Linked DNA regions of Homo sapiens: region 2 is linked to region 1. Evidence: chromatin contacts called from ENCODE POLR2A ChIA-PET data. All regions are on one chromosome and are shown on one strand. Each heading gives the region's core, a stretch centred on a gene start or an enhancer-like site at or near the end of the contact. The rest is flanking DNA. Distances are from core to core; before and after follow the strand shown. Region 1 holds the start of ZNF619 (zinc finger protein 619). Region 2 overlaps ZBTB47 (zinc finger and BTB domain containing 47).

Region 1 (6,298 bases), core at 1,852-4,351:
TCAAAAACTAGAAAAAGAATATACGTCTTTCAGATTTTAAGAAATAAATCAATAATGATAAAATGAAACACGATATGGTATTAGACGTGTTCATGAAAAAGAAAAATGATACTAAAAATCAATGATATAGAAAAAGCAATGAAATATGAAAAAACTAAAAGTTGGTTCTGTGAAAAATTCAATAAAAGAGAAAAAGTATAGGTAAACAGTAATTGATACAAGAAAAGGGACAAATCCCTTCAGACATGGACATATAAAAAGTAAGATGATTTTGTATCAGTAAATTTGACAGCCTATGCCAAATTATTTTCTATGGAAGAAAGTACCAAAATTGGTTAAAGGCATTAAAAACCTGAATGGACTAATAACCACACAAGAGACGGAAAAGTTGTCAAATATAAAAAGGTGTTGGGTCCAGAATGACTTATAACAGGTGAAATTTTCATACCTTTATAGGACATTTTGGCCCTAAGTTATGCTTTCCTAAATAATATGAAACTGTATATATACCTTCTATAGACATGGTCTCACTCTGTTGCCCAGGCTGGAGTTCAGTAGTGTAATGAGTTTCTTGGTTGGATGCAAACTGGTGCATTCACTGAGGTGGGGGAACCCTGGAGGAGGAACAGGGGGATGAGGGAAGGATGATGAGATTAGTTTGGAACATTTTGAATTTTAGGCTTTTGTAGAATAATTAGAAATCAACAGGCAGTTTCAAACCCAGACCTCTAACTCCAAGCTATCTGCACACTGCCTGGCCAATAGGAAGCACTATTGCCATGAGTGTTATTAAATCTGGACTGCAGAAAGAGATACGGGAGTGTCTTACAGGAGAGTGGTGAGATACGCACGAATAATAATAATGTCAGCAATAATATAGCACTTATTTTGACTTAGTTCAGTACAGAACTGGACTCTGTCCATAAAAAGAGTCAAACTCAGTAAAATATTTAAAGAGATTTATTCTAAACTAAATATGAGGACCAGTGACCCACGACACAGCCCCAGGGGGTCCTGAGATCTTGTGCTCAAGGTGGTCGGGCTACAGCTTGGTTTTACATGTTTTAGGAAGATATAAGATATCAATCAATAAATGTAGGATGTACATTAGCTCCATCCGGAAAGGAGGGACAACTCGAAGTGGGGAGTGTGGGGGCACCTTCCAGGGCGTAGGTGGATTCAAAGATTTCCTTTCCTTTCCTTTCCTTTTTCCTTTCCTTTCCTTTCCTTTCCTTTCCTTTCCTTTCTTTTCTTTTGAAGATTTCTAACTGGCAATTAGTTGAAAGAGTTATGGACTGGGCACGGTGGCTCACGCCTGTAATCCCAGCACTTTGGGAGGCCGAGGCGGGCGGATCACGAGGTCAGGAGATCGAGACCATCCTGGCTAACACGGTGAAACCCCGTCTCTACTAAAAATACAAAAAATTAGCTGGGCATGGTGGCGGGCGCCTGTAGTTCCAGCTACTCAGGAGGCTGAGGCAGGAGAATGGCATGAGCCCGGGAGGCAGAGCTTGCAGTGAGCCGAGATCGCGCCACTGCACTGCAGCCTGGGCGACAGAGCAAGACTCTGTCTCAAAAAAAAAAAAAAAAAAAAAAAGTTATTAGCTAAAGACCTGGAATCAATTGAAGGGAATGTCTGAGTTAAGATAAGGGGTTTTGGAGACCAATGTTCTTATTATGCAGATGAAACCTCCAGGTAGCAGGCTTCAGAGAGAAACGATTGTAAATGTTTCTTACCAGACTTCAAAAGGTGCCAAACTCTTAGTTAATTCTCTACTGGATCAAGGAAAACACTTTGAAAGTGAAGGGGATTCTTTACAGGATGTAGATTTTCTTCACAAAAGACAGCTTTACAGGGTCATTTCAAAATATGTCAAAGAAATACATTTTAGGGTAAAATACTTCAGTTTATTTCAGGGCCTGTTATCTGTCACATGAGACTATACTAGAGTCAGGTTAGAATTTGATGTCTTATTGCTATAAAGAGTTTGTTTTGGGCTGGGCGTGGTGGCTCACGCCTGTAATCCCAGCACTTTGGGAGGCCGAGGCGGGCGATCACGAGGTCTAGTTCAAGACCAGCCTGGTCAACATGGTGAAATCCCGTCTCTACTAAGAATACAAAAATTAGCCGGGCGTGTTGGCACGTTCCTGTAATCCCAGCTACTCAGGAGGCTGAGGCAGGAGAATTGCTTGAACCCGGGAGGCGGAGGTTGCAGTGAGCCGAGATCGGGAAACTGTACTCCAGCCTGGGCTACAGAGTAAGACTCCATCTCGGAAAAAAAAAAAAAAAGTTTTAGTCAGTCTCAAGATCTCTGTTTTAATGTTAATGCTGGTCCGTAGTGCCTGAATTCCAAGGGCATAACGAGGCAAGTCCGATCCCCTGCTTCCCATCATGGCCTGAACTAGATTGCCAGGTTTTCTTTGGAATGTTTTGGCTGAGAGAAGTGGTCCATTCAGTTGGTTGGGGGACTTAGAATTTTATTTTTGGTTTACAAAACTGTTGCATGAATTGACTCAGTTAATTCACTGAATTTATAAATTACAAACTTTTACCATTCTCAACTGATAAATTGAGGCAACGATTTAAGTATAACTTGAGCAAGTCCATATAGAGTGGAGCCAGGAACGCAGACAATGAGACACCATACCCCATGGTCTTAGGTCACAGTCATTCAGTGGGAGACAGGGGCTATAAATTCATTAGAAGGTTAAGTTAGGAATTAAGTAATTAGGTAAGGAATTAGGAATTCAGTTAATTAAGTTACAAATTGTTAAATATGGAGGAATTTATCATGTAGTTGGGGTACTAAGACATAAGAGAAAATAATAAAGAAAAACAGGAGCGGCCGGGCGCGGTGGCTCACGCCTGTATTCCCAGCACTTTGGGAGGCCGAGGCGGGCGGACAGCTTGAGCTCAGGAGTTCGAGAACAGCCTGCGCAACATAGCGAGACCCCCGTTTCAAAAAACACACGAAAAAATTAAAATTAAAAAACAAACAAACCAGGCGCAGAGCGGTTGTGGAGAAGGGAAGCGAAGGGTTGGAGTTTCGTTTCGTGGGAACCATAGAGAAGGGCCAGCCTCCCGGCTTCCTAGAGAGGCTGTAGGGACCGACGGCCGGCCAGCTAATGCTTCCGTCTTGGCCACCTTGCGAGCGCTCGGGTTGAGTTTCCCGGGCTTCCCTGACTCGGCTACCTGTTCTGGAGGTCAGGCTTTGGGCCCTTGCAGAGGTCGCCGAGGGGCCCGCGCCGCCGCCAGAGCCTGGGCCCAGTCCCCAGTCTTCAGAGACGCCCTCGACCTTCCTGCTCCGAGGAGCTGGCCTGATGTCCTCGGGTCGCGGTATTCATGGGGAGGATGGGAGCCGTGACTATAGGGTCTCCTGCTTCCCAGGGTGGAGCGTTCAGATCCCGGTTAGGTCTTCGGTCAGCATCACCCGCTGGGACATTAAGCGTCTTACCCTTGTCACCCGGGGCTGGGTCACCACTTATATTTTGTCCTGCAGCCTGTGGTTTGTTTAGGGGTCCCCGTTATATCCTACTTTCTCTCCAGAGACTTGTTTTGGGTTTTTGCCATGAACACTAGAAGCATTCAATACAAACTGTTTAGTAATGCATTCATAGTGGGGCCAAGAATTTTTTTTAAAAAACAGCCACGAATCCACTGCAGTTCTTGACTCTTACTTTACAGATATTCTTTCTAGAGTTTCCAGTGTCACCAAGCAGATCTATAGGAGAATATGCAGAGGGAGCATTTGCAACATCCCATGAATCAGTGGAGAGGGTGAATGACAGCAGCTAGTGTGCCAAGAATATCTGCAATGCTAGTGGCAGGAGACAGAGGGGAAGAGGCGGCAAGTGTAGGAGACGAGACAGATCAGTCTCATTGTGGTTCTCTCTTAGCTCCGCAGGTTCTTACTTTTTCAAACCTAGAGGGCAGTGCATGAAGCCAGGGGTCATCAGCCATGCTCCAGACAGTGTGGTTCCAGGTGAGCAGAGCTTTCTTTCAGCTTTCCATACTCAGAACAGATATGGAAGGTCAGTACAGCCCCAGTAGCCTGACTTGGCCAGTCTCATGCTTAGTTTTACATCCTTCAATAAAGTATGTAAAAACAGTATGCGAGGGGAGTTGACGAACGAGAGTAGGTGAATTTGGGAGAGTCAGGTAGGTTGGAAAAGAAGGAATGAATTATCCTAGAAAGTGGGAATCTGCATTCATGAGAACTGAAAGTGTGGCCTGGAGATGAGCAGCTTTTGCATTACAGAGGGCTCTTGTTAGGCAAAATGTCAGGCCCCCTCCCCAGATCTCCTAAATCAGAATCTACATTTTTACAAGATCTGGAAAATTAAAGGGCAGATTAAAATTTGAGGAGTGCTAGTCTGCGTTCACAGTACACAAAGAAAAGCCATTTCTGAGGTTAAATAGACACTTCCAAGGGAGGAGTTTACCCTGCAGACCACTCAGTTAAGGTACAGTGAAGCCAGAACTGGAAACATGTGGAAAATGTAGATTGATGAGGGAGATGTATTTTTGGAGGAATGATGAGTTTGGAGCTGAAGCCAGTGCCTTTAGCTCAATGCGAAGACGTCAGTCTAACCTCTGTGAGAGTCTATATCCTTTCTTGGCTACAAATTCATGTAGCATTGGGAGGACTTTTCCCTCCAGTTTTCTTGGTGGTAGATGATGGTTTTACTGGATTTTTCTCCAGTGTCCTAGATCATGGAATGAGAAAGCTGAGTTTATCATGTAATGGATGTATCTTGTAATGAGAAAGCTCCATCCCAAGGACTTAAAAACAATGTGTGTGTCCTTTTGGTGGATATTGGACCATCCACTTCTGTTCGAGAACTTCAGCAAAAATTCATTCCTACAAGTCAGGAAGTGTGCTGTGGGGGTATGCTGTGCTCTCCTGGTGCTTTGCCTGAAGTACAGAAATCACTTAGGATTAGATTCCCCAAAGAGGACCCCAAATGACAGTGGATTAAACGAGGTAAAGGCTTCTCTCTCATACAAAAGTATCAAGAGTCAATACAGGGCTAGTGTGGCAGCTCCCCTATTATGCTCTCAGGCTCTGTCTTTCTGCTCTACCATCCTAGCAGTGTCTCACCTGCTCTAGGCCACTTTATTGTCCAAGGTGGCTGCTTGATCTCTAGCCATCATGTGTGCATTCCAGCTAGAAGAGGAGCTGCCCAAAAAAAGATGAACCTCTCTCTTTTAGGAACCTTCCCATAAGTCCCCAACAATATTTATACTTGCATTTCATTGGCCCCACTTGGTTGCCCGGGTTGAGTGCAACCTCAAGTAAAATTAGGATTCCAATACTAAGAAAGAAAGGGGGTACACACACACCTGTCAGTCTTTGCTACAATCTCTAAGAGGAACATTTGTCATTTAGAATCTTCTAGGAAGTTCCCCCAATCTCATCTGTGGTTGTAGTAAGTGCTGAGATTTAGATGATATCATGTGCCAGGTGATATCTTCGTGCGTTACAGATAATAACTTAATGCCATTCTTGTAAGAGTCCTTTCAGATAATTACTATTGTTATCCCAGTTTTACAAATGGGGGCAACTGAGGCACAGAAAGTTTAATTGTCTCATCCAAAGTTAACAGCTAATGAGTATTAGAGATACTATTTGAACTTAGGGAGTCTAGCTTAGAGCAGGGTTTTTCAACCTTGGCATCATTTACATTTGGGCCAGATAATTCTTTGTTTGGGGGATGTCCTGTTCATTATAGGATATTCAGAAATGGCCCTGGCCCACTATCTACTAGATGCCAGTAGCACTACCATTACCACCACACTGCAGTTCTGACAACTAAAAATGTCTCCAGATATTGCCACATAGTCTCTGGGGGACAGAATTGCCCCCATGTTGAGAGCCATAGCCTTAACATCTGTGCCATTTGCCACTATGTTGTGCTGCCCCTGTAACCCACTTCCTATAGAAGGGAGTCAATAGCCCCACTTAATGGAGAAAGAGTAAGTGCAAGTAAAGGACAGAAGAGTGATCACAGATAGAGAAGATCTGGAGAAGCTAAGTGTTTCAGAAAACAAGGAACCAAAGAATGTGCTGATAATTAGAGTGATGTTTCAGAGGTATGGAGAGGTAGAGCATAATGTCAAGAAAAGTTGAGGTCCATATTCCCAGCTAGTTGTTGACTCTGAAGGAAGTAAGAGAAGAGTATTAACAGATGTATCTATTCTGCACTGTCCAGGAAGGTACCCCCTAGCTACATGTGCCTATTTAAATTGAAATCAATTAAAGTTCCTCAGTCATGCCGGCCACCTTTGAACTTTCTG
Region 2 (6,298 bases), core at 1,650-4,149, 2.2 Mb after region 1:
GGTGCTACCCCTTGGATTCTGTAGCCAGAGACTGGGCAGTGAGCAGTGAGCCCGGCTTCTGTTCTTGAGGTGTTTGGGGCTGGGCAAGCTTGCTTTTATTGGTATGTGTGAGTGAATATGTGGAGAGAATCCACGGGGCTGAGGAAATGCTGAAGGAATGCCTGTGGCCCTCCTGGGGTGACCACCTGGTCCCGGTGTGCCTGCGATGGTCCTGGTTCTAGCACTGAAAGCCCTGCACCCCAGAAAATGCCCAGGTCCCTGGCAAACCTGGATGGTTGGTCACTGTGGTCTCTCTTTCATCCCCTTTCCTTCCCTTTCCCTTCCTGGGATGACTTTTCCCATTTCCCAGGAGATGACCCAGAGGCCCAGAAAGTGACAGGACCTGATCTTCAGCCTCAGAGGGTCACGAGTGGAGCCTGAGCTCTGAGGCAGCTCACTCAGGCTTGAATCCCTTCCTTGCTAGTTTCGGCTCTGTTGCTGTAAAGTGGAGCCACGAGTGATGGGCTGCCTCCTGGATGGCTGGCAATGCTGGGAGTGGTGCTGGGGGAAGGGCGGGCAGGGGCCCACTGGCCTTGACCCACTCCTGTGCCCTCTGTCCCCGCAGTTGCTGGTTGAGAAGACAACTGACTCCCCGGCGGCTGAGTTCTCGCTGGTGGAGGACGTGGCGCTGCACTTTGCCTGCTTGATGGGCCGCCTGAACGAGCAGCGCCTCTTCCAGCCTGACCTCTGCGACGTGGACTTGGTGCTGGTGCCCCAGCGCAGCGTCTTTCCGGCACACAAGGGTGTGCTAGCCGCCTACAGCCAGTTCTTCCACTCACTCTTCACCCAGAACAAGCAGCTGCAGCGTGTGGAGCTGTCCCTGGAGGCACTGGCACCTGGTGGCCTGCAGCAGATCCTCAACTTCATCTATACGTCCAAGCTGCTGGTCAACGCGGCCAACGTCCACGAGGTGCTCAGCGCCGCCTCATTGCTGCAGATGGCTGACATCGCTGCGTCCTGCCAAGAGCTGCTGGACGCCCGCTCTCTAGGCCCACCAGGTCCGGGCACTGTGGCCCTGGCCCAGCCGGCTGCCAGCTGCACTCCAGCTGCGCCGCCCTACTACTGTGACATCAAGCAGGAGGCCGACACCCCAGGCCTGCCCAAGATCTATGCCCGCGAGGGCCCTGACCCTTACTCGGTGCGTGTTGAGGACGGGGCAGGGACTGCTGGTGGCACAGTGCCTGCCACCATTGGGCCAGCCCAGCCCTTCTTTAAGGAGGAGAAGGAGGGTGGTGTCGAGGAGGCCGGTGGGCCCCCAGCCAGCTTGTGCAAGCTGGAGGGTGGAGAAGAGTTGGAGGAAGAGCTTGGGGGTTCTGGCACCTACAGCCGCAGGGAGCAATCCCAGATCATCGTGGAGGTGAACCTCAACAACCAGACACTGCACGTGTCCACGGGGCCAGAGGGGAAGCCAGGTGCCGGGCCAAGCCCAGCCACCGTGGTTCTGGGCCGGGAGGACGGGCTGCAGAGACACTCGGACGAGGAGGAGGAGGACGACGAGGAGGAGGAGGAGGAAGAAGAGGAAGAGGAAGGTGGTGGCAGTGGACGGGAGGAGGAGGAGGAGGAAGAGGGTGGCAGTCAGGGAGAAGAGGAAGAAGAGGAGGAGGACGGGCACAGTGAGCAGGAAGAGGAAGAGGAGGAGGAAGAGGAGGAAGGGCCTAGTGAGCAGGATCAAGAGAGCTCTGAGGAGGAGGAGGGGGAGGAGGGGGAGGCTGGGGGCAAGCAGGGGCCACGGGGAAGCCGAAGCAGCCGGGCAGACCCCCCTCCCCACAGTCACATGGCCACACGGTCCCGGGAGAACGCCCGGCGCCGGGGTACCCCTGAACCTGAAGAAGCTGGGCGGCGGGGTGGGAAGAGGCCAAAGCCACCCCCTGGAGTGGCCTCTGCATCGGCCCGAGGGCCGCCAGCCACTGATGGGCTGGGGGCCAAGGTGAAGCTGGAGGAGAAGCAGCACCATCCATGCCAGAAGTGCCCACGAGTTTTCAACAACCGCTGGTACCTGGAGAAACACATGAATGTGACCCACAGCCGCATGCAGATCTGCGACCAGTGCGGCAAGCGCTTCCTGCTGGAGAGCGAGCTGCTGCTGCACAGGCAGACAGACTGCGAGCGCAACATCCAGGTGGGCCTCACGTGGCTGGGGGCAGGGCAGAGGCTGTCCAGGTGGGGCTAGGCCATAACTGGGCTCTGGGCACCTAGTGTCTTGCTGACTGCATTACCTAGGTGGTCTGCGGAGACCAGACTTAGCCCCCAGACAGGCTGGCCCAGGCCCAGTTCTCAGGGTGGTTAGAGCTCAGGGGTAACATCAAGCCGAGCTTCCTGGGAGAGGTGGATAGAGTTGGGCGCATGAAGAGATGTGCAGAGGATTGGAACAAACAGTACCCTTGGCCAGAGGGACAAAGGGGACACATGGACTTGGGAGGATGAGAGTGGAGAGTTGTCTGAGCAGACAAGGCCAGAAGACAGGCCACTCTGGGTGGGATGAGTCAGACGGGGTTTTAACAAACACGGGGGCTGTAGGAAGGCCAGCAGGGCCACTGTGTATAGTTTCACAGGTTGTGCACTGCAGCAAGTGAGCACACGATGGGAGGAGGGGTTTGCCCAGAGGGATGCCATCCTCCACTTCCCACAAAAGTGCTGTATGGAGGAGGGGGCAGCCCAGCAGGAGGCAGCCCCCACTTTCAGCTCTTTGGGGATGCCAGCTCCCATGGGCCTGGGAAAAAGGGATTGGGTGAGAAATTTGGGAAGAGCAGAGGCTGCTGGGGTAAGCAGGGGAGCTGAGCTGGCTGCTGGGCCTTGAGCCAGCCTGAGTCTGTTTGTGCCAGCCTCACTTCTCAGGGTGGGGTGGCACAGGGCCAGCCAGGCTCCCACGGGTGGTTTTCACCTCTTCTGGCCCAGGAGAAGGGGGAAAGGTAGCAGGTAGGTGGGTGCTAATTGCCTGCGCTAATTGCTAATTGCAGTGCCCTGTGGAGAAAGTGTTACCCGGGGGTCACCTGCTATCCTGCCCCACCCTTGTGTACCTGTGCCCACTTGCCCGCCTGCTGGGCTGCCCTTTGATGCTCTAACTGCTGCGCACCTGAGTCTCCCTCCTGAAGGAAAAAGAAGCTTCTGCCCCATCCAACCTGAGTACCCTGACCAATTTCTGCCCAAGCCTTGGCCTAGCCTCCATCCCTGTGGGGTGTCCTGCATAGATGGGCAGGACAAGGGTCCAGGAGAACAAATGGGGGGATATGGTCCCCAAGATCCCCCACCACTCTCTGTGCCTGATGGGACCTTGAGCCTCCTGCTGTCCTCCTCAGCCAACGCCTCTGGGACTCATCCTCTTGGCGATATTCATGGTGTCATGGCACAGGTCCCAGCAGGAGGAGGCAGCAGTGATAATGGCTCACTCTGTGGGACCTGTTATCTCTGCGTGTAGCCTCCATACCAGAGGGCGCCCTTCAGCTAGTTGTCTGCCTTACCTCTATAGACAGACAAAGGGTGATGCCTTTGGAAGCCCTTGTTGAAATGAGCCCAGAGTGGGGAATTTCCTGGAAGAGGTGACCCCTGACCCTAGTTAACTCAAGGATGAAGGAGGACACCAGGCTGTGTGTTTGGGGGTGTTTAAGGAGTTTTCATCCCCAACCTTAGAAACATCAGAGCTGGCTGGCTGTTGGCATCAAGGGCTCTCCAGCATATTTCAAGTGGGAAAACTGAGGCCAGACGGGGGCAGTAGCTTGCCCAAGTCCAAGACCCTGGGGACTCAGGACCCAGGGCCTCAAGTCCTCTTATTCTGCAGTGTGTGACATGTGGCAAAGCTTTCAAGAAGCTTTGGTCCCTCCATGAGCATAACAAGATTGTGCACGGCTACGCAGAGAAGAAGTTCTCATGCGAGATCTGTGAGAAGAAGTTCTACACCATGGCCCACGTGCGTAAGCACATGGTTGGTAAGTCTGGGCCACTGGGGGATGGAGCCAGAGGATAGAGATGGACCAGCTTCTGGCTGGTGGATGGGAAAGACTTCACATCCAAGGGCAATGTGAAGGGGTGAGGAGGCCCCTCTCAGCTAGGAGGCCTGGGGAGGTTGGTTCCAGTGGCAGGTGTAGCCTGGACAGGCTCTGGGGCCAGGGCTGGCATGTACAGTTGGGCAGGCTGCACATTGCACAAGGGTGCCTGGACAAGATGGCAGGTGGGAACCGGAATCAAGCTGGCACACTGCTAACCAGGCTGTGCATCCTGGCACGGGCTCGTGTCCACCCAGGGAAAAGAATACCTTTTCCTAATTATACAAAGTGCTGTATGGGCTGGTACAGGCCCTGTGTCAGTTTGATGACAGCTGTGCCTCTGATTCTTTCTTACCTTCTGGTCCTCATAGGGCTTCAGGCCTCTCTGAATGCAGCCTCCCCTCAGGGTTCATGCCTGGACACAGTAAGGAGGTCCCCCAATTGTGTGTTTTGGCCACGCCACTGCCCCAGGCAAGGCTGCCCACCTGCTGTATGTGGGCCTGGCAGAGCCTCATGTCCCTACAGCCCTGCCTTCCTTGCCCGCTCCAAGTCTGGGCCTTGAGGGGGAGGGGTAGCCAAGGCAGACAGTGAGCCCCTGGCCAGGTCCTAATCCCTTTCTCCATGAGACAGTGCTGGGGGCCCTCCAGCATGAACTGACTGGAAGCTGGGACCCTGCGGCCTAGGTCTCAGCCAGGAGCATGCTGGGTAAACCAGGACTGGTGTCTGTGAGCTTGAAGGTGAGCCTTCTGTCTCCAGTGGCCACCTACCAGATCCTTGAAGAGTTTGTTAGTCCTCACCCATCCGTGGGTGCTGGGAGGAGTGCAGCTAACTTCCTCCAGACTGCTGGCTAGGGCCTGAGACCAGGGCCTTTCTGCATATGTCCCCTCTAAAGCCCACCACCCCTGAAGCTCAGGACCACTATGAGTCCCTTTTTATAGGAGAGGAAGCGGAGGTCCAGAGAGACTGAGTGGGAAGCCAGTGGTCGGGCCGGGATTTGAGCTGAAGCCAGGTCCACCCAGGGTCCTTCCATCCTTCCCTGAAGCTTTGGGGGCAAGGCAGCCTTGGCCACTTCCCTTGACCAGAGGCTAAAGAACCACAGAGCCCCAGCATGTCTGAGGCAGACCTTCAGAGCAGATAGGAGACCCAGCCATGGAGGCAGGGGGCCTCTCCTGGGAATCAGCACAGGTCCTGGGACAGAGTATAAGGCCAGCCCCAGAGAAGGGTGGTGGCACAGGGCTGCCCCAGGAGGCAGGGTCTGGGCCCAACGTCGGGGTGCTTGGGCAGGCCCGTAAAACATGATGGCCCTGGTGCCCACCTCGTAGCCCACACCAAGGACATGCCCTTCACCTGCGAGACCTGCGGAAAGTCCTTCAAGCGCAGCATGTCCCTCAAGGTGCACTCACTGCAGCACTCAGGGGAGAAGCCGTTCAGATGTGAGGTGAGCTTCCATCTCCTGCCTGGCCTGCCCGAGGGGTCACCTGGGAGGGGCAGGAATCAGGGAGCGCAGCTGCTGAAAAACAAAGGGCTAGGGGGTGGAATGTAGTGTCCAGAAAGAGAGAGCCCTGCCCTCTGAGGTCTGCAGCCCCTGCCTCCCACTCCCACCCAGCCCCTACTCTTCTCTGGCCCACTCCCATCCTGCCCTTCCTTCCCCAACCCAGCCCCACACACTCAGGGTGGGAAGTGTGTGTGGGCTACAGCCCTAGGAGCAGGCTTTCTGGGGAGGCAGATTCAGGAGCATCCCAGGCCTGGAGCTCAGATGAGACAACAGAGCTGCAGGTGGGGAGGTGGGGGCAGGGGCTGGGCGTCTGATCAGGAGGAAGGATGAGGGACCTCGTGCCTTAAGCATGGGGCTCCCTCTACTCTCTGGCTTTTTCCCACTTCCGACCCCCATTCCCCACCTAAGCCTTGGGTGCTTGTGGCCTCTCCTCTTGTGCCCATGTACTGCCCACCCAGATGCACCTCGGCTTGCCCTCATGTCCCCATCTCCTTGCCCAGGAGCCCCTGAGTGTGTCCCTCCTTGGCCCTGTGGCCACAGGGGAGCTGTTCCCTCCACAAAGGCTGCTCTTCTGCTCTGTGCCTGGGCCTCACCCCCAAACCCCACCCCCAGAACTGCAATGAGCGCTTCCAGTACAAGTACCAGCTGCGGTCACACATGAGCATCCACATTGGCCACAAGCAGTTCATGTGCCAATGGTGCGGCAAGGACTTCAACATGAAGCAGTACTTCGATGAGCACATGAAGACCCACACAGGTGCGGCTGCCCCTGGGGACGGAGCTC

The links. ChIA-PET counts read pairs that join two places held with the same protein, here RNA polymerase II (POLR2A).
Region 2: POLR2A ChIA-PET joins it to region 1 with 13 read pairs in A673. The contact joins the enhancer-like site here to the promoter of ZNF619 in region 1. POLR2A ChIA-PET finds 5 or more read pairs at or near these places in 2 of 52 experiments (A673 and WTC11).

The regions. Positions count from the first base shown.
Region 1 is chr3:40,474,021-40,480,318 of GRCh38, forward strand. ZNF619 (zinc finger protein 619) reads left to right here and starts at 3,102. Exons shown (of 5, transcript NM_001145093.4): 1 at 3,102-3,337; 2 at 3,898-3,983. The coding sequence starts at 3,960. RefSeq lists an enhancer at 3,276-3,415.
Region 2 is chr3:42,657,671-42,663,968 of GRCh38, forward strand. ZBTB47 (zinc finger and BTB domain containing 47) reads left to right here. Exons shown (of 6, transcript NM_145166.4): 2 at 605-2,158; 3 at 3,815-3,962; 4 at 5,342-5,457; 5 at 6,127-6,271. The coding sequence starts at 686. Among named protein-coding and RNA genes, the nearest start is that of ZBTB47-AS1, 6.4 kb to the left of the region's middle. RefSeq lists enhancers at 1,663-2,573, 2,574-3,483. Within about 2 kb of position 2,900, at least 7 of the 41 ENCODE cell types and tissues checked have a DNase peak (open chromatin) inside an H3K27ac peak, as active enhancers do.